Linked DNA regions of Homo sapiens: regions 1 and 2 are each linked to region 3. A link is a contact called in ENCODE Hi-C or POLR2A ChIA-PET data. All regions are on one chromosome and are shown on one strand. The core of a region is the stretch at or near the end of the contact, and the rest is flanking DNA. Distances in the headings are between cores, read along the strand shown.

Evidence for each region. A loop is a pair of places that touch in the nucleus more often than their neighbours do. ChIA-PET counts read pairs that join two places held with the same protein, here RNA polymerase II (POLR2A). Pooled maps may share reads with other maps.
Region 1: a map of PC-9 shows a loop between it and region 3 (9-fold over the local background). The contact joins two enhancer-like sites. A Hi-C loop is called at or near these places in 3 of 168 maps with a recorded cell type or tissue (PC-3, PC-9 and mammary epithelial cell) and 2 of 50 pooled maps. POLR2A ChIA-PET finds 5 or more read pairs at or near these places in 2 of 52 experiments (H1 and activated naive CD4-positive, alpha-beta T cell).
Region 2: a loop to region 3 is called in a map of PC-9, with 6 times the contacts of the local background. The contact joins two enhancer-like sites. A Hi-C loop is called at or near these places in 3 of 168 maps with a recorded cell type or tissue (Calu3, PC-9 and mammary epithelial cell) and 5 of 50 pooled maps. POLR2A ChIA-PET finds 5 or more read pairs at or near these places in 1 of 52 experiments (H1).

The regions. Positions count from the first base shown.
Region 1 is chr5:74,240,288-74,243,360 of GRCh38, forward strand. No RefSeq gene overlaps it. Among named protein-coding and RNA genes, the nearest start is that of LINC01335, 67 kb to the right of the region's middle. RefSeq lists an enhancer at 1,511-1,560. Within about 2 kb of position 1,589, at least 5 of the 41 ENCODE cell types and tissues checked have a DNase peak (open chromatin) inside an H3K27ac peak, as active enhancers do; they include PC-9 and mammary epithelial cell, where a contact is called at or near this core.
Region 2 is chr5:74,205,298-74,208,264 of GRCh38, forward strand. No RefSeq gene overlaps it. Among named protein-coding and RNA genes, the nearest start is that of LINC01335, 100 kb to the right of the region's middle. Within about 2 kb of position 1,319, at least 3 of the 41 ENCODE cell types and tissues checked have a DNase peak (open chromatin) inside an H3K27ac peak, as active enhancers do.
Region 3 is chr5:74,393,974-74,396,921 of GRCh38, forward strand. All of the region lies in intron 2 of LINC01331 (long intergenic non-protein coding RNA 1331), which reads right to left. Among named protein-coding and RNA genes, the nearest start is that of LINC01333, 74 kb to the left of the region's middle. Within about 2 kb of position 1,663, at least 2 of the 41 ENCODE cell types and tissues checked have a DNase peak (open chromatin) inside an H3K27ac peak, as active enhancers do; they include PC-9 and mammary epithelial cell, where a contact is called at or near this core.

The sequences.
Region 1 (3,073 bases), core at 339-2,838, 150 kb before region 3:
TTGTACCAAGTTGCCATGCACTAGACAGCAAAATCTCATCAAAAACACAGCTATATTGATTATTCATTTTTTTCCATTTCCACTAATGCTACCTTCTATAATGCAAGTAATTGAGTATTGATTGAGTATTGACTATACTATAACAATTCAGTTAACTGACTTGCCTGGGAAATGGAGTACTTGGTTAAGTGAGTTTCCTGTTTCTAAATAATTTAGGAGGTTGGAACCTACCTCTGAAATTTTATTTTATGCATGTGTAGATATATTGATCGACTTAAATTAATAAACATCAGGTACAGAATATGACAGCATAGGCTTTGGCACAAGCTTGAGTATGCATCAAGACTTTGCATCTCGTTGGCTGCATGATTTTGGAATACTTTTTTAATTCCTGAGCCTTGGTTCCCTCACCTATAGATTGAAGATAACCTCATTTCCTAGGATTATTGTGAAGATTTTATTAGATCATGTATGAAGAATGCTTGGCAAAAGTCCTGATGTAGAATTCATGTCAACAAGTAGCACCTATTATGACTATTATTGTTATTATGAAACTGAAACTGTCTCATTTCAGGGGAGGCTCCCACAGCATGACAGATCCAAGGTAGACTCAGAGCAACAGACAATCAAAGTCATTTGGAAAAAGTGAGGTTGGAAAATGAAACCAACAATTGGCCTATGGATTTGCACAAGAGAAAGTAAGCAAGTAAAGACTAGATCCTGGGCACCCGTTTGGTGGCTGAGCTTACATTGCTTGAGTCAATGCCCTGAAGCCCATGTGGTTAGTTGTTGACAAAGAAGAGAATTCCTTGTCTTTATCAGATGCAAATCCCCAAGAGGTTCAATTTAAGAGCCATTTCTTGGACTGGCTAATATAACCCAGCAGTTAGAGCCAAGATTATCTTCTGTGTGATTATAGCCTGGTTGGAAGAATCATGGCCTGAGTCTAGCTAAGGAGATTTAGACTGTTGTCACTTATGGAATCCCAGCTAATGAACTCTCACACAGCAGGACATGGTTTGAGGCACATCATGAGACATTTATTCTTTAGAAAAGCCACCCCTCTTTGGCCGTTCCAGGCCACCTTCCAGAGCCCCTCTCTGGTTTCCCACACACAGTGTTTGTTCCTCTGGGCATTGCTTCTCAGGAGGCTGGGAAAAAAAAAAGATTGGTCTTCCAAGGTTACTGAACTTATCTCTTTTCCCTTGCTATACAAACAACGTGTGTGAAGGCCACCCAGACTTTTGCAATTAAAGAGGAACTTGCAGGGAAGGGTATGGCCAAGGCTGTTTCATAGTCTGCCAAGTCAAGGCTCAAGTTGCCTCTGTGGGAGAACTCTCCTGCCATTGCTAACTAAGCAGCCTGTCTGTCGATGGGAGCAGTGGGTACATGGGACTGGAAGCTCGAGTCCCAGGTCATTTTTCTGCCACTGGGAAATGTTTTGAGCTCTGCCAGCATCTGCTCACGGGCCACAAGTTGAAAGTGATTTTACATTAGCAACAGAGATTCAAACAAGGAACATCCAACAAATCCTGGTGACTTGCAGCAGTGGTTCTCAGTGTGCTGTGGACCAGTAGCAGCAGCATTACCTGGGAAATGGTTAGAAATGCAAATGCTTGGGCTCCACCCCATTCCTACCTACTGATTCAGAAACTCTGAGGGTTGAGCCCAGGAAGTGGTTTTAAAAGCCCTCCAGGCGATTCAGATGCAGGCTAAAGTTTGAGAACCACTGGCCTAAGGAACTCTGGCAGTGGGAATGAAGAAAATCATTGCAGGGTTCTTAAGAAAACCCAGGTGTGGCTAAACAGATATGCCTGTCCCCATTTCCCACCTACCCCCAGCCCCCACCACCATGATCTAAGAAAGCAAAAGCTCATTGAGGCAGGTGATGTGTTGGACAGAGCAAATACATGACAGGAACACACTTGAGCCTACCTGAGTGGTGTTCAGCATCTGTCTTCATTTGCTCACTTATTAATTAATTTTGTCATTCCCATATGGAGGTTTCTGTTTGTCCTCCATAAATAGCCATCATTACATACAGGATTCTCCAACTAGCAAGGTGGGGAGATGATCCAGGATGGGCAGGGGAGAGAGAGAGAAGCAGCACCAGTCCTGAAGGTCAGAACCAGACCTCAAAACATCCCCACTAGTCCACGGCTCAGAGGAGAAAAGAAGACTGGATATATAAAGGGAAGGGAAGCAGAAAAGAGAGAATGGATGAAGGAGTGGGCATGGGCAGACCCACTCCAATATTTGCAGAACCAGGGGCAAAATGATAAATGGAGACCCATGTACCACGTATCTAAACATTTAAAATGTATAAATCAGTGAACATCAAGTGAACAGACTATTAAGTAAATTATGTAATATTTTCTTATCTTGACAAATATATCTTCATAGCAAACTGGAAGAGCAGGCTTGGTCAATTTAGAATTCCTGGACTCCTGAGAGTTACAGAATGCAATAATGCAAGGAGGGTGGTCACCTAGCTCAGTCTCTGGCCCACGACCTGCTCTCATTCTCTTTCCACTCTGGCTCTGTCCCCATACCATGAAGGGCTTCATTGAAATGCATAAATACACGAGCCCATACATTCAAGCTCCATCCACACCTCTTGCAAACAGCTTCTCTTGGTGACCCCTCAGACCTAGGAGGAGTACCTTAGCACCAGAGGCTGGTATAGGGGAAGATATCCATGTGGGCTCTGGAAATAGGATCATGCCTTTTGGATACAGAATTCTAGGGTCCCAGTTTCTTGGAGCATGGTCTTGCAGGGGAGCAGACTCTAGATAGTCACAATTCCTTGGCCTGTGGATTCTTCAACCCACGGGAAGGGTAAGAAAAACAGGAGCAGATTCTCTGAAGCATGGGTCCAGGACAAGGACCATCTTGCCCAGGTCTAAGGATAGACCAGATAGAAAAGAGGAGGAAACATCAAAGACATAAGAGAGAGGAAAGGAAATAACAGGTGAAAAAGACCTTAGAAGAAATTCTTCATAAAGTGGCTTTTACTGTTACCTATGTACGTTGAGGGACCTGATGTTTCTCTGGGCATCGAGGGAATGGGAAC
Region 2 (2,967 bases), core at 69-2,568, 190 kb before region 3:
CTATTGTGCCTCTTTTACCATGTGAGGACACAGCAAGAAGGCATCACGTATAAGGAAGCAGGCTTTCACCAGACACTGTATCTGCTGGCACCTTGATTGTGGACTTCTCAGCTTCCAAAACTGTAAAAAACTAATTTATGTTGTTTATAAGCCACCTAGTTTATAATATTATTTTATAGTCACCCAAATAGACTAAGACAGAAACATCCAAAAGCGTTGGAAGCAGAAGATGCAAAGATAGTCCCATCACTTCTCAGAAACTCAGTCCCATGAGTGCTGGCCACTTCAACTGGGGAGGCTTAGTTTGGCTCAGCTTTGAGGAGGTGGTAAACAGCTTCCAAGTAATGGACTGAATATCTATGTCCCCCAAAATTCATATGTTGAAGCCTAACCCCCAATATGATGGTATTTGGAGGCGGGGCCTTTGGAAGGTAATTAGGTATAGATGAAATCACAAGAGTGGGAATCCCACGATGGGATTTGTGTCCTTAGAAGAAGAGGAAGAGAAACCAGAGCTTGCTCACTCTATTCTCCCACCTCTCCTTTTCTCTCTCTCTTCTTTCTTTCTCTTCCTCTCTCTCTCTCTGCCATGTGAGGCAACAATGAAAAAACAGCTGTGTATAAGCCAGGAAGAAGGCTGTCACCAAGAGCCCAACCATGCTGGTACTCTGATCTTGGACTTCTCAACCTTCAGAACTGTGAGAAATAAACATCTGTTGTTTAAGTCACCCAGTCTATCGTATTTTGTTATAGCAGCCCAAGCTGTCCAAACACAGGTTAAAATGGCTAAAACATTATGCAGTTTTTTACTCATTTTATTTTTCAAAATCCTCTCTCATTTAGAACATCTTTCAATTAACTTGAAAAATGACTCCTTATTATACTGTTACATATTTGCCACACAGAGAAAGTACAAACTATGGAGCAAAGAACTGCTAACTATTACCTCCATTCTGACTCTGGCAGGAGCTATGTTTCGAGGTAGTTCTGCCAATTAGTGGTTCTCAGACTGGGTTTCCCTATCACATAATCAGAATTCCTTGGGGTATGAACTATTCAGATTCTTGTCCTACCCTCCCCTGTCAGGGCAGAGTAGGTGAATGAAGGTAATTTTTTTTTTTCCTAATTGACATTTGGAACTCATTGCTCCAGAGAATATAAGTTGGAATTGCTTTTCTTCCCAATTTAGAAATTATCTAGTTTTCCTCAAGTCGTGAACATTCAGACTCTCTGAAAGCCTGTGTTTTCCCTCGAAACGGAATGACACATTGGCCCCCACTCCACCGCACACACAGTCGCCTCCCTCCTCCTCTGTTCACAGCCAAGCTCATGGCACATTGCCCAGCTGGTGAGCACGTTCTGGCTGCCCAACAGCTCTTCAGTCATCTCTTTAAAATTCATTATCCAAATGTGCAGAAATGATCATTTGGAGTTGCTATCATATTTCTCTGCAATGTGACACTCCTCTGACGGGATCATGTGTGGAGAAAACGTGCCCCTTTGACAGAGATGTTATTTCAGCAGGGTGTCTTCTTTCAAAGGGTTCTCCCTTTATCTGAACTATCAAATTGTTCCTAGTTCCATAAAAGCAGGGCAGCTATTGTGATGGAAATTTACATACACAGTGTAAATGCTGAGCTTGTTTGTTATTTGAAAGAAGCTGCTAGAGACTGAATAGATCAGGTGTGTCCTGGTCCTTCAATCAGGCCGTGGATTCAAAGGCTGGTCTTAAAGCGAATCCCTCCCTTTTCCTTATTCAGGTTACAGAGGCCACAGATGAGGAAGCATGTGCCACCTACCAGCTGAGCACAAGCGCCCAGTCTCAGCATGTGCAGCTCCTGCCTGGCATTGGGTGCCTGGTTTGCCAATGCTTCAGCATAATTATTTTACTCTATCTCCTGGGAGAACGCACTGCCCTCCTTTCATGTACAATAACACTTTTTTTGGTATTTACTTTTCCCATTCCAGACCTGGCCTTCTGTTCCCATAGACCATATTTCGTAAAAGATGGAGAACTCCTGGTTCACTGGAGATTAACTATATAAAATTTAGTCTGTGGGCCGCAACCTGTGAGTCATTCTTGAGAAAGTTTCTGAGTGGCCACCTCAGAAAATAAGAGCTTTCTAAATCTGGCGAGAACTTAAAGTCACAGCAGGAATAGAAAGAGTGTTAATGCAAGAAGCACCAGCATTTTAAACATAGTAAAACACTCAATGGCATTTTAAACATAGTAAGATACTCAAGGGCATTTTAAACATAGTAAAGATACTCAATTGTGAGCACAATTATGGCTTTAAGGGATTGCTGATTCATGTATTCCTATTTCTAAAACTTAAAAACAATTATACATGTAGGCCCAAGTATGAGCCATACTGCCCAATGTCTGTGAGCAAGATGGCAACATTTATTTTTCTCATAAAATACAAATGGGAAAAAGTAAATTAGAGGCCACATACTATAATGAGCAATGGACTCAAAAGATCAGAGTTCATATCCCACCTCCATCAGCACTTGTGTCCTTTCACATGTCATTTAATACACATGTATTTTTTAATGAATAGTATTAGTGAAAAAAGGCAGACAGAAAGAGACTTTAGGAACTTCACCAAGTACCACATTTATTAGATAAACTGGCCACAAGAGAGGTTAACTGACATAGCCAAGGGAACTCAGCAATTTTTAGCATAGCACTGGCCAAATCCCATTCTGACTTCTAATCAGTGATCTTTCTCACTGTGGCCTCGATTTTATCACCCCTCACATGGAAACATTAATGCTTATTCTACCTACTTCATAAAAGTCTTGGAAAAATCAAAGACAATATGTGGATTGGATTGAATTATCTCTAGAGAGGTATTTAAAGGCAATGTGCTGGTTCTTTTATAGTTTTCCTTATCACAATGAATGGCACCACCATCCATTCTGTTATACAAGATAAAAACCTTGATACTTCCCTTTCTCTCATTC
Region 3 (2,948 bases), core at 413-2,912:
GCAGGCTTCTGCTTCTGTCTTCTTGAGATGGCACCATGCCTTGGTTTCTAGTTCTTTCGAAGCAAGTGCAAAATTGAGAACAACACATTTTATAAGAACTTTCTTGGTTCTGTTGTGCTACCTCAGGGAAACCAAAGAGATAGCTAATCTATACCTTGCTCAGGAAGCTGTGGGTATCAGAAATGTATCTGCAGTACTGGTAGTCATTTCATCCTCCCAATAACCTAGTGAAGTACATATTATTATCTCACTTGATGGAAGTGGAAACAGAGGCTTTGACTAAACAAATAACTTTCCCGTTTTCGCACAACTCAAATCACAGGTTGCCTAACTCCATAGTTCTTTCTATCACATTATACTTTCAGGGTGGGGGAATGTCTTCTGAAATATTGAGAGGCATTTAATAATAATCAACAAGTTTCTTCCAATCTTCATTCAGCCTACAACCTCACAACCCTAATGTATATCTTTCTGAAATAGGGAGTTTTTTCACAGTAAAAATGGACAGCATTCTTTTTCCTGTCATTACTCCATACCGCCTTTGCCCCACAAATTTTACAACCTGAAAAACAAAGCAAGCAAAGTCAATTATTGAGAGATCTGGTAAGCACACAGAGCGGCTCAAACTCAAGGTTTTTATTCAGCCGCACTCAAATACCTTGTCTCATGTATCCCAGAAGCAAGCCACACTAAGCAGGGGTATAAGCCAGTCAGAGGGAAACTCCCTTCTCTCTTTTGGGAAGCTCTGACAAAAGTCTCCAGGGGGCACTGCAACCAGCTGGGGGAAGTCTTAGTCTGTTTGGGCTACTGCAACAAAGTGCCATAGACTGGGTGGCTTAGAAACAACAAACATCTATTTCTCAGTTATGGAGGCTGGAAAGTCCGAGATCAAGGCTTGGGCAGATTTAGTGTCTGGTGAGGACCTGTTTGCTGGCTCATACATGACCTCTTCCAGCTGTGTCCTAATATGATGGAAGGAACAAAGACGCTCCCTTGGGCCTACTTCATAAGGCCAGGCCTTGGTGACCTAATCACCTCCCACAAGGCCCCACCTCCTCACAGGGGGTTAGGATTTCAACATGTGAATTTTGAAAGGACACAAACGTTCAGACCATAGCAGGGGAGGACACAGGTGCAACAGTCAGAGTTCCTGGGTGCTAGAGTCAGAGATCCTGAGGCTGGGTGCCTGCCAGCTGCCTCCAGGGAAAGGTCATGTGATGGGTGGTGGGACTCTAACAGACACACACCAGGAGTAAATTCCTAAACAGCAGGTGATACAGAAACTGAGGGAGATGTCTTGCAAAACGAGACCACACAGCATGCCAGCAGGTGGAGGTATAGACCCCCATGTCTCCCAGTCCCCATGAAAATATACAGCTGCTGCTGACCACAAACCCATCCCCCCAGCTGCCCGAGCTGCATACCTGCCTGCTAACTAGGTGCAAGTAACTACTGAAACCAACCTCAGCACATTCCTAAGTGTTTATAGGTCATAAAAGGTCTATTTCTCATGCTTAGTACCCTCATTAGGCCCAAGTTTTAGGCCTACCTTGGGTCCATTCCCGCAGCAATCTTGGGCAAGTCATAAGATCTTGCCCATTATCAGTTTCCTGTAATACAGTAGTTCTCAAAATGTGGTCCCCCAGCCGGCAACATCAGTACCTTATGAGAACTTCTTAGAAGTGCAAATTCTTGGACTCCACCCCAGACCTACTGAATCAGAAACTCTGGGTATGGAACAGAAGGATCTGTTTTGACAAGTCCTCCAGGTCATTCCGATGCATGTTAATGTGGGAACCACCGCTCCCTCCAATACCTCATAGAATTGTGAGAATTAAATAAGATAATACATTCTGTTCTGCTACCGTTTCCGTGTATGAATTAGCCCATCAGAGATTGATCACAGAGAAATGACATCAGTATAATGTGAAAATTGCACTGGTTTCCATAATTTCGTAGGTAATTTTTACTAACCAAGAAGTCCTGAGATAGCAGGAGTAGAACCATAACGTTCAATGGGAAGGAAAAGGCTTGAGGTTTGGCTGCTGTACCAGCAGCAGAAATCTTTTTGCTGTATTCCAGGAAATGTTTAAATGAGTACCTGCCACCAGGGCTACCTCCTCAGGTAGGTGCACCTCCAGCCTTGTGAGCTCTCAGCTTGTGGAAGGTTGTCTGGCTTCCTGTGTGCACCTTAACAACAGCCCTGTGACTCCAAGCTACATTTCCATCGCCCTGTCCCAGCCCCTGCCAGTGTCAGTCTAATTAAAATGTTACCAGCTTTTCATCTTTATTGCTTTTGTGCATTTTAATACCCGTGTGGCAGCCTCTAGCCCCTCAGCTGCTGCCAAGGTGGTCCAAATGATCTCCCCAGGTAGTAGTGATTGCTTTCCTTAATCACAGTTGCATGGGATTTGAATGGTCTGCCTTGGCCCAACTTTTCCCATAAGTCCTATTATTTTTTATGCCAAGTTTTGCAGACAGCAACATTTTCTAGAAAGTGTAATTTTAGGTTACAGCAGAAATGCCTGTATATGTAAATTACCTGGCACATAGTAAGGGCTCAGTCATTATTATTATTAGTTCATGTCTACCATACCTTGTCCTTGAAATGCTGACAAAAAAAAAAAAAAATGAGCCAAGAAAACCCTACAGTGACAATTCCAGTACAAGAGCAAAGGAACACAACTTCATATAGCAGGTTTTGATAATGAAAGGCAGAAGTTCTTATTCTCTTTTGCCAATATTTTTAATGACAGTCATTTGAAGCAATTCCTCCTGTGTTTTTTGTTTTTTCCCAGTTTGAGTAGCTTTTTTTTTTGACATGGGGATATTTTATCTACTCCTATGTACTTAAATCTTTAATGACATTCCATCTCTTTCTTTTTGACTTTAGAAAATCAGACACTTATTCTTAGAAATAGCCAGGTGGAGAGTAATTATCTTGGCCA